2 separate regions of the Homo sapiens genome follow, and region 1 is linked to region 2. Evidence: chromatin contacts called from ENCODE Hi-C or POLR2A ChIA-PET data. All regions are on one chromosome and are shown on one strand. Each heading gives the region's core, a stretch centred on a gene start or an enhancer-like site at or near the end of the contact. The rest is flanking DNA. Distances are from core to core; before and after follow the strand shown.

Region 1 (3,597 bases), core at 1,098-3,597, 220 kb after region 2:
TGCGGACGGTGCTGGCATTGAGGTTCTGGATCTTGAACAGCCGCTTCACCACGTTGACGTTCTCTGACTCCACATCCTGGGGGCGGGGGCACGTGCCAGGTGGGCGCCGGGCGCCAGGCCCCAGGAGGGCAGCCCCGCCCCTAGCCCCGCACGCACCTGGAAGGCATTGTTGAGCCACAGCACCGAGCAGGAGGTGATATCTCCGATGCGGTGCAGGTTCCCCGAGATGAGGCTGGTCTCGGTGAGCCAACAGCCAAACACGTCATAGGGCTTGTTCCGCACGCGGGACAGCAGCGCGAAGGAGTCTGTGGGGAGGCCGGGGCTGGACAGGCTGTCGGCGTGGGGCGGGGGCAGGGTCAACCCGCCGCCCGTGCTCACCTAGGCTGATGACAGCAATCTCGCCGGATGAGGAGTTGTGCGGCCCCAGGAACACCCCCGAGGCCAGCAGTAGCGAGTCGTCCTTGTTGAACTGGGAGAACTGGGTGTAGCTCCAGTTGTAGGGCCGCATGTCCGCGCTGTGCAGCAGCGAGATGGTCAGGTCGTTGCTCCAGATCTGTTCGGCAGGGGCGGCTGTAGTGATCGCCTGGCCAGGTCGCGGGGCGGGGGCCTGCTACTACACAGCCATGAGGCCCCAGCTCTGCCAGCCCTACTCAGAGGCCACCAGGGAGCAGGGACCCCTTCCAGCCACTGTCATCCACTCGGGGGGCATTGGTATAGAGCGGAGGAGCCTGCCCCTGAAGCAGGCGGCTGTGTGTGGGACCCTCTCCTCAGCACTCAGGGCCACCCTGCACCGCTCCTGATCCTCTGTGGTCCCTCCGCTGGATGCAGGGAGGCTGCTGTCACCTCTGGCCTGACCCACCCCCCCCCCCACCACCACCTGGTTGGAACGCCTGGGTCCTGGGACCTCCGTGCTGCGGCAGAGCTGGGTGGGGTGTGCAGGACACCTGGCCGTCCTCACCTTCACAGTGCAGTCCTTGGAGCAGGACGCGAACTGGTACCCGGAATGGGAGAAGCTGAGGTGCAGGACCTGGTCTGTGTGTTCCCGCAGCGTCTGCACCTCCACGCAGGGCACCGTGTCATACAGCCGCTGGAACTCCTCGTACCAGGACATGGCCGCTGCGGGTGGGCAGTTGTCAGTCCTGGGCCCGGGCCTTCCTCGCAGTCACGGCCATGAGCCGAGTGTGGCCCCAGCAGTCCTGGCAGGCCCCGTGGTGCCCCTGGAACCCACTAGTCATGGCATAGGCCTCGGCTGGGGGATTCAACCCTGTAGCTCACAGAGACCCCTGTACCCCCCACCCCCCAAGTGACCCAATGAACCCTCTGGCCTCCAAGCTCTGAGGGGCGCCTGCGCTGTGTCCTGACAGGCCTCTATCAGGGTGTGGGGGGGTGAGCATGGACACGCGGGGCCGCGGGGCGGGCCCCCAGCCAGGCTGACCCCCAAGCGCAGGGGCCCGGGGCCCTGGCTGCAGAACGTGGGTAGGGGCCCCACACGCCACTGACCTGGGTGTCGGGGCACGTCGCGGGCCACCTGGTAGTAGCGGTAGAACTGCTCCCTCCACAGGAACTCGTCCCGCGACACGGCCTGCCATTGGCGGCACACCAGCCCGGCGGCCAGCACGTCGGCCGGGCCCAGGCTCAGGAAGATCTGGTAGACCAGGCTGTCGGGGAGCAGGGGCGTGCCGCCCTCGTCCATCGTGACATTCTGCCCAGGCGGCCCTGAAACCCACCAACGGCTGCCCTCAGCCCAGGCCCGGGAAGGGAGGCCGAGAGCGGGCGTCCTGTTCCTCCAGCCCCAACCGTCCCGCCGGGAGTTCCACGGGGCTGCGTGTCTGCAGGGGACGCCCGGGTACCGCCGCCCAACCAAGGACCCGGCAGCTCCGGGCGGGCCGGGCCGGCCCCTCTCCGCCGCGTCATCCCCCGGCCTCCTGCGGCCGGCAGCGGGCGCCCCTCAGCCCGCCAGGGCCCGGACCGCCGCACGCGAGGCACGGGGACACCAGGCGCCGTCCGGGGACGGGCTTCCGCCGAGAGGAAGCTCGGGGCGGCCAGGCAGTGGCCTCCGCCCTGCGGCCCTGGAGCAGCTCTGCCCGGCGGGCTCGGGGCGGACGGCGGGGACGAGCGCACGGGCGGCCTCGGGGCTCCTGCACTCGCCCAAGGCGGGCGGGGACGACAAGGCGGGACCCCCGAGGGCCGCAGGCGCACTCACCACGGCCGCCTCCGCCCGCTGCGCCGCCCCCGCCCTGCGCGACCCGGACCCGCTTCCGCTGCCGCAGCCGCTCGGACCGCCGCCCCCGCCCAACGGGGAGCCCGCCAGGCCCGACGCCACGAGCCCCGAGGCATCGATGGCCGAGGAAGGCAGAGCGCGCGGGTAGCCCGCATCCGCCCCTCGTGCGCCTGCGCCTTGGGCTCCGGCGGCCTGGCCGGCTTTTCTTTGTGCGCCTGCGCGCACTCGGGCGCATTGGGAACAGCGCCCCTTGTGGCCAGCGGGCGGCGGTCGTGGGCGGGGTTGCAGGCGAGGCTCAACGAACGCTGGTTCGGGACCCGCCTCCGGCGCTCCCTGTTGCCGGGCCCTGAGCAAGTGGCTTCATGAACCCCGTGACGTTGGCCATGGAGATAAGACCACTGGGTGATGGTTTAAGGAAGATAACGTGTAAAGGGCTAAGGACTGTCGGTGGAAATCAGGGGTGCAGGAGAAATGGATAAACAGCCAGAGGTCAACTCGGACTTTGTACATAGGACATGGTGCCAGGGCCCTGCCAGGAAGTGCAGATCGAAGCTAGGCTCACGAGGAGGCTGGAGGTGGGGGGTGGGGAGGCAACGGATGGACATGGACTTCCTGGGCTGGGCTCTGTGACAGCAGAGTAGACTCTGTCCTGGGACTTGGTGGTGCTACCCTTGGCCTCCCACAGTCCTGCCACCCTGCTGCCGCCACCATGCTGCCCCCTGGGACTGCGACCCTCTTGACTCTGCTCCTGGCAGCTGGCTCGCTGGGCCAGAAGCCTCAGAGGCCACGCCGGCCCGCATCCCCCATCAGCACCATCCAGCCCAAGGCCAATTTTGATGCTCAGCAGGTAGAAGTTGGGGGGGGTAGAGGGAGGCAGGTAGAAGTTGTGGGAGGGGTAGAGGGAGACAGGTAGAAGTTGTTGCGGGGGAGAGGGAAGCAGGTGAAGTTGTGGGGGGTGTAGAGGGAAGCAGGTGAGGGGCCCTCCCACAGTGCCCTCGAGTTCTCCCATGGTCTGCCCCCAGTTTGCAGGGACCTGGCTCCTTGTGGCTGTGGGCTCCGCTTGCCGTTTCCTGCAGGAGCAGGGCCACCGGGCCGAGGCCACCACACTGCATGTGGCTCCCCAGGGCACAGCCATGGCTGTCAGTACCTTCCGAAAGCTGTGAGTCCCAGAGCAGCCCTGCACCCTAACCCCAACCCTCCTCTCAGCCCCCGGACTTCAGCCCTGCTCTGGCCCCTGACCCCACCCCGGCTGTGGCCTGGACTAGGATTCCTGGTTGGGGTCTCCCAGCCTGTGGTGCCTCCTCCCCGCCCCCCCAGGGATGGGATCTGCTGGCAGGTGCGCCAGCTCTATGGAGACACAGGGGTCCTCGGCCGCT
Region 2 (4,140 bases), core at 468-2,967:
AGACGCCAGCAAACCCTTCCCCAGTCCTGTCCTGCGTGATCCTGACACGGTGTACGGCATGATCCAGCGCGTACCTCACCTGACCTGACCGATCCTCACAGGTTCTTAAAACTCACTCATGAAGGCTGCTCCTGGTGAAGGCACCCTCCACCTTCCCACTATCCCTTCAGACCCCTAGAGGCCAGCCTAGCCCAGCGCGAGAGTTAGAAAGCCCACTCACAGGGCCCACCCTCTCTCCCAGATACCAGCGAAGGAAAACAGATGCCTGTCCACAAAACAGGAGTGTGAGACTATCAAACATTCAAACGTTCACGGGGCAGAACGCTGAGCGTAGACATAGCCTCTCTAATCTCTGCCACCTAATGACACAGATGTGACACGGCAGCCACAGCTGCAACGCCTCTAGGGGCAGTGTCCTGTTGAAGACTAAATAATCCGTTTTTACTCCCCTGGAGACAGCTTCTAGCCTCAATGTGAACACAAGACCGACTGGTCCCTCCAGTCACTTAAGATGTTGCACAGGAGGGCTTAGTTACATTGGAGGATTGACCCTGTTCCAGCTCCAATGCACCAACTTACCCAACACCCCACGCACGTGTCATCTCCAGTGAGCAGACGTCCTAGAGAAAAAAAGAAACCGCAATTTTGTATAAATCTTGCAAACACCACAGAGGAGCATCACATAAACACTGCGTTTTTTGGGAGGCCGAGGCGGGCAGATCACTTGAGGTCAGGAGTTCAAAACCAGCCTGGCCAACACGGTGAAACCCGTCTCTCTAAAAAAAAAAAAAAAAAAAGTTAGCTGGCCTAGTGGCTGGCGCCTGTAATCCCAGCTACTCTGGAGGCTGAAGCAGGAAAGTCGCTTGAACCCAGGAGGCAGAGGTGGTAGTGAGCTGAGATCGCGCCACTGCACTCCAGCCTGGGCAACTGAGACTCTGTCTCGAAAAGAAAAAGACTGCGTTTTGCTGCATCTGGTCTCCAGGAAGGCGGACCAAAGAAGCTCCCTGCCACCAAAAAGCTCACTGTCACAAGGGCCGTTCTAGAAAAATCCGACCCATGTTACTCTCTCCCCTTACTCTACGCTTAATTTGCGGGAGGGGAAGTTGGAGTTACAACACAGTGGCCACGAAACGCGGGCTGCTGATCCCCTGCAGGTATCAAGGGACCAGGACCACGAGGCGGAATGCCCACCAGACAACCGAGCAGTCCTCCTCCCGCCAGAACAGCCTCCCGCTGAGCAGCCACAGTGACAAGGAAACCACCTGACGCAGCATAAGAAATCAATTTTTCAAAGATGCCGACAAACATCTTCCCACAGCCTGAGCGACTCAGGGAAGCAGCGGCAGGAGCGGAAGGGTCGTGGGTGAACGGGGTGCCTTTCTCTAAGATCCGAATTCGCGCACTCAGCTCTCACCAGGCTTCCCGAAGCTTCCTGGCTGGAAACCGCGCAGGGCCGGCAGCGCCCTCTCCACCAAGGGACACACCAGCGGCGCCTCCTCCGCGGCCCGGGCCCCCATCCCGCGGCTCGCGCGGCCAGGACGCCCCAGGTCGGAGCCTGCCCCCACCCCGCACCCGGAGGCCAGCAGCCCAGTCCCCTAGGCCGCGCAGCGCCAGCGAGAGCGAGGCTGCAGGGCGAGGCCCGGTGAGGCGCTCGAGAACTGGCCGGGAGGAGAAGTCAGGCGGCCCACCCGCCACGGCAGCCTCCGGCGCACGCAGAGGACGAGAAGGGAAGCGCCGCGCCTTTTATAGCGCGTACGGCGGCCCGCAAGAGTCAATCCGCCCCGCCCAAGCAGCGCCCCCCAGCGGTCCCCGGCCGTTCAGCTCCCCGCGCCCGCACGTGGGCGCTGCTCAGTGGCTGGCGGGCGGGCGTGTGGGTTCGCCACGCAGAGCAGCGGCAGCGCCGTGACCCGTGTCCTGCACCGCGACCGCCCCACGGGGCCAGCAGCCAGGGCCGCGCCGTTTCCGACCCGCCGGGTGCCGGGCACGCCACGGACACGCGCGGCTCCCCGTTTTCGCGGAGGATTCCCAGGCCGGGTCAGGAGGACGCTCCACGAGCCCGTGGGTCCCGGTGGTCCCAGCCATTGGGGCGGCTCCCGTGACTGTCGAGCAGCGCCCACCCCGGGCAGCATGGGGCTCCCGCGACGCGCTCCGTCCCTTCCCCACCAGGGGCTCTGCCGGTGTCGGCCATGGGCGCGGGTACACACCAGGCGCCTAATGAGTGCTGAGGCGGGCGAGGGTCCCGGCAGGCGGGATTACCGCGGCCAGGCCTGACTAGCGCCCTGTCTGCGCTGTGTCCTGGGACCTCGGTCACCGCGCAGGGCGGGACACCGAGGCCTCGCGGCCAAGCGACTCGCCGCGGTCGCCGGGCTGCGAACGGTGGAGCCGCCGGGACTCGGACCAGGACGCGAGCTCCAGAGCAGGGGATGACAGGCCTGAGCCGCAGGGGCCGGGAGGAAGGCCGCGCTGCTGTCCTGGGGCTGGGCAGCCTCCGCATTGCACAGCGCAGACCGCTCTAGCCTTAGGCCTGGAGGGGACACCAGGAGATGAGGCTTCTGGCTCAGCCTGCTCTCTGCAGCCACAGGCAAAGGCCAGGAAGGCCGGGGTGCGGGAGCTGGCATAGGAGCTGGCTCCAGCTCGGGTACTGGCTTAGAGGGAGCAGGAGCTGGTGATAAATTCAACTCAAATTTTCATTGCCTTTGCAAAGCCAGAAAACACCCCAGGGCTCCTAAGAAAAGCCCCAGCGCAGGACCCCAGGACACTTTGCAACTGGGCTGCAACTGCGCGGTCTGAGGCTCCTCCCTGTGTGGCCCCACCAGCAGGCTGGGTTCTAGCTCTGGTGTTGGGGCTGGAGCTGGCACCACAGCAGGCTCCACCTCCAGAGATGGTGCAGGCTCTGTCCTAGCACTGACACGGTTGTTGGAGACAAGCTGGCTCTGCCCCGGGGACCGATGCTCTGGAGCTGCCTCTAGCTGTGTTGCTGTTGCTAGTCTTTGCCCTGGGAAAAGTGTCAGAGCTGGTCCTAGCTCTGGATATGGTGCTAGAGCTGGTTCTTGATTGGATTTCGCTCTAGAGCTGGCAGGAACTCTGGCTCTCGTTCTGAAGCTGGTGCAGGTCTGAGATGGCTGTAGCTCTGGAGCTGCCTCTAATTCTGGTTCTGGTTGTGGAATCAGCCATCGCTTTATATCTGGTGCCAGCTCTGGCTCTGGAGGTGGTGCTGCAGCTGGCCCTTCCTCTGAACCTGGCACTGGCTTGAGGTCTACACCTGGAACTGGCTGAAACTCTGGAAGTGGTTTTGGAGCCGGTGCCCGAGCAGTCACCGGAGGTGGCACCAGATTTGGTGATAGAGCTGCCTCTGTTTCTGGAGTAGGTGGTAGAGCTGGTGCGGCAGCTGGAGTGAGATCTGGAGTTGTGCTGGCTGTGGCCATAGTTCTTGAGCTGGTACAGGAACCCGCACTGGTGTGAGCCGCGGTGCTGAAGCTGGGCCTGTAGCTGATGCTGGCCCTGGCTCTTTTTCTGAACCTGATGCTGATATTTGGCCCTAACCATGCAAATGGTTTTGGAACTGGTCCTGGCTAGAGGGCGGATGCTGGAGCTATAGTGGAGCCGGCACAGAAGTGACCAGAGCTGCCCCTGTCTCTGGGTGTGCTGCTGGAGCTGTTGCTGGAGCTGGCTCTGATCCTGGAACTAGCACCCGAGTTGTAGCCGGAGCTGGCTCTACCTTCTGAGCTGGTGCAGGAGTTGGCTGTAGCTCTGTAGCTAGTGAAAGCTCTAGCTGTGGAGAGAGGGCAAGAGACATCTCCTCCTTCAGAGATACTGAGTCCATTGCACCCGACCCAGCACTTGCTCCATGCTGCGGGGTAGATCTACCAAGCACTTACTGAAACCAGTATGCATAGCCCCGGAGCAGACCATGACCTGCTGAGACCCAGGAGAGGACCTGAGCCCCAGCACCTGAGAGAGGAGCTACCCCATGACAGTGGGGTACTTAGAAGGTGGAGATGTCACATCCCCTGCCCCAGGTCACATGACAGAGGTCAGAGGGTAGGTAGATGGCACTTCTGTGCAGGTCAGCCCAGGCTAGGTGCGGTGGCTCACGCCTGTAAGGCCAACACTTTGGGAGGCTGAGGCGGGCGGATCACC

The links. Hi-C counts contacts between places; a loop is a spot of excess contacts on that map. ChIA-PET counts read pairs that join two places held with the same protein, here RNA polymerase II (POLR2A). Pooled maps may share reads with other maps.
Region 1: a loop to region 2 is called in a map of CD8-positive, alpha-beta T cell, with 19 times the contacts of the local background. The contact joins the promoter of FBXW5 here to the promoter of SNHG7 in region 2. A Hi-C loop is called at or near these places in 1 of 168 maps with a recorded cell type or tissue (CD8-positive, alpha-beta T cell), 2 of 37 single-sample maps with no recorded cell type and 7 of 50 pooled maps. POLR2A ChIA-PET finds 5 or more read pairs at or near these places in 7 of 52 experiments (A549, AG04450, CD8-positive, alpha-beta memory T cell and 4 more).

What each region holds. Positions count from the first base shown.
Region 1 is chr9:136,942,391-136,945,987 of GRCh38, forward strand. FBXW5 (F-box and WD repeat domain containing 5) reads right to left here and starts at 2,348. Exons shown (of 9, transcript NM_018998.4): 1 at 2,204-2,348; 2 at 1,501-1,716; 3 at 959-1,116; 4 at 379-553; 5 at 157-305; 6 at 1-76. The coding sequence starts at 1,693. C8G (complement C8 gamma chain) reads left to right here and starts at 2,853. Exons shown (of 7, transcript NM_000606.3): 1 at 2,853-3,068; 2 at 3,244-3,380; 3 at 3,539-3,597. The coding sequence starts at 2,931. RefSeq lists an enhancer at 761-1,526 and silencers at 1,362-1,431, 1,812-2,391.
Region 2 is chr9:136,726,467-136,730,606 of GRCh38, forward strand. It overlaps SNHG7 (small nucleolar RNA host gene 7), which reads right to left and starts at 1,718. Exons shown (of 5, transcript NR_024543.1): 1 at 1,415-1,718; 2 at 580-620. LOC124900276 (cuticle collagen 2-like) reads right to left here and starts at 1,718. Exons shown (of 5, transcript XM_047424334.1): 1 at 1,415-1,718; 2 at 580-620. SNORA17A (small nucleolar RNA, H/ACA box 17A) reads right to left here and starts at 413; the gene lies at 281-413. RefSeq lists silencers at 1,466-2,145, 2,299-2,468 and an enhancer at 2,916-3,065.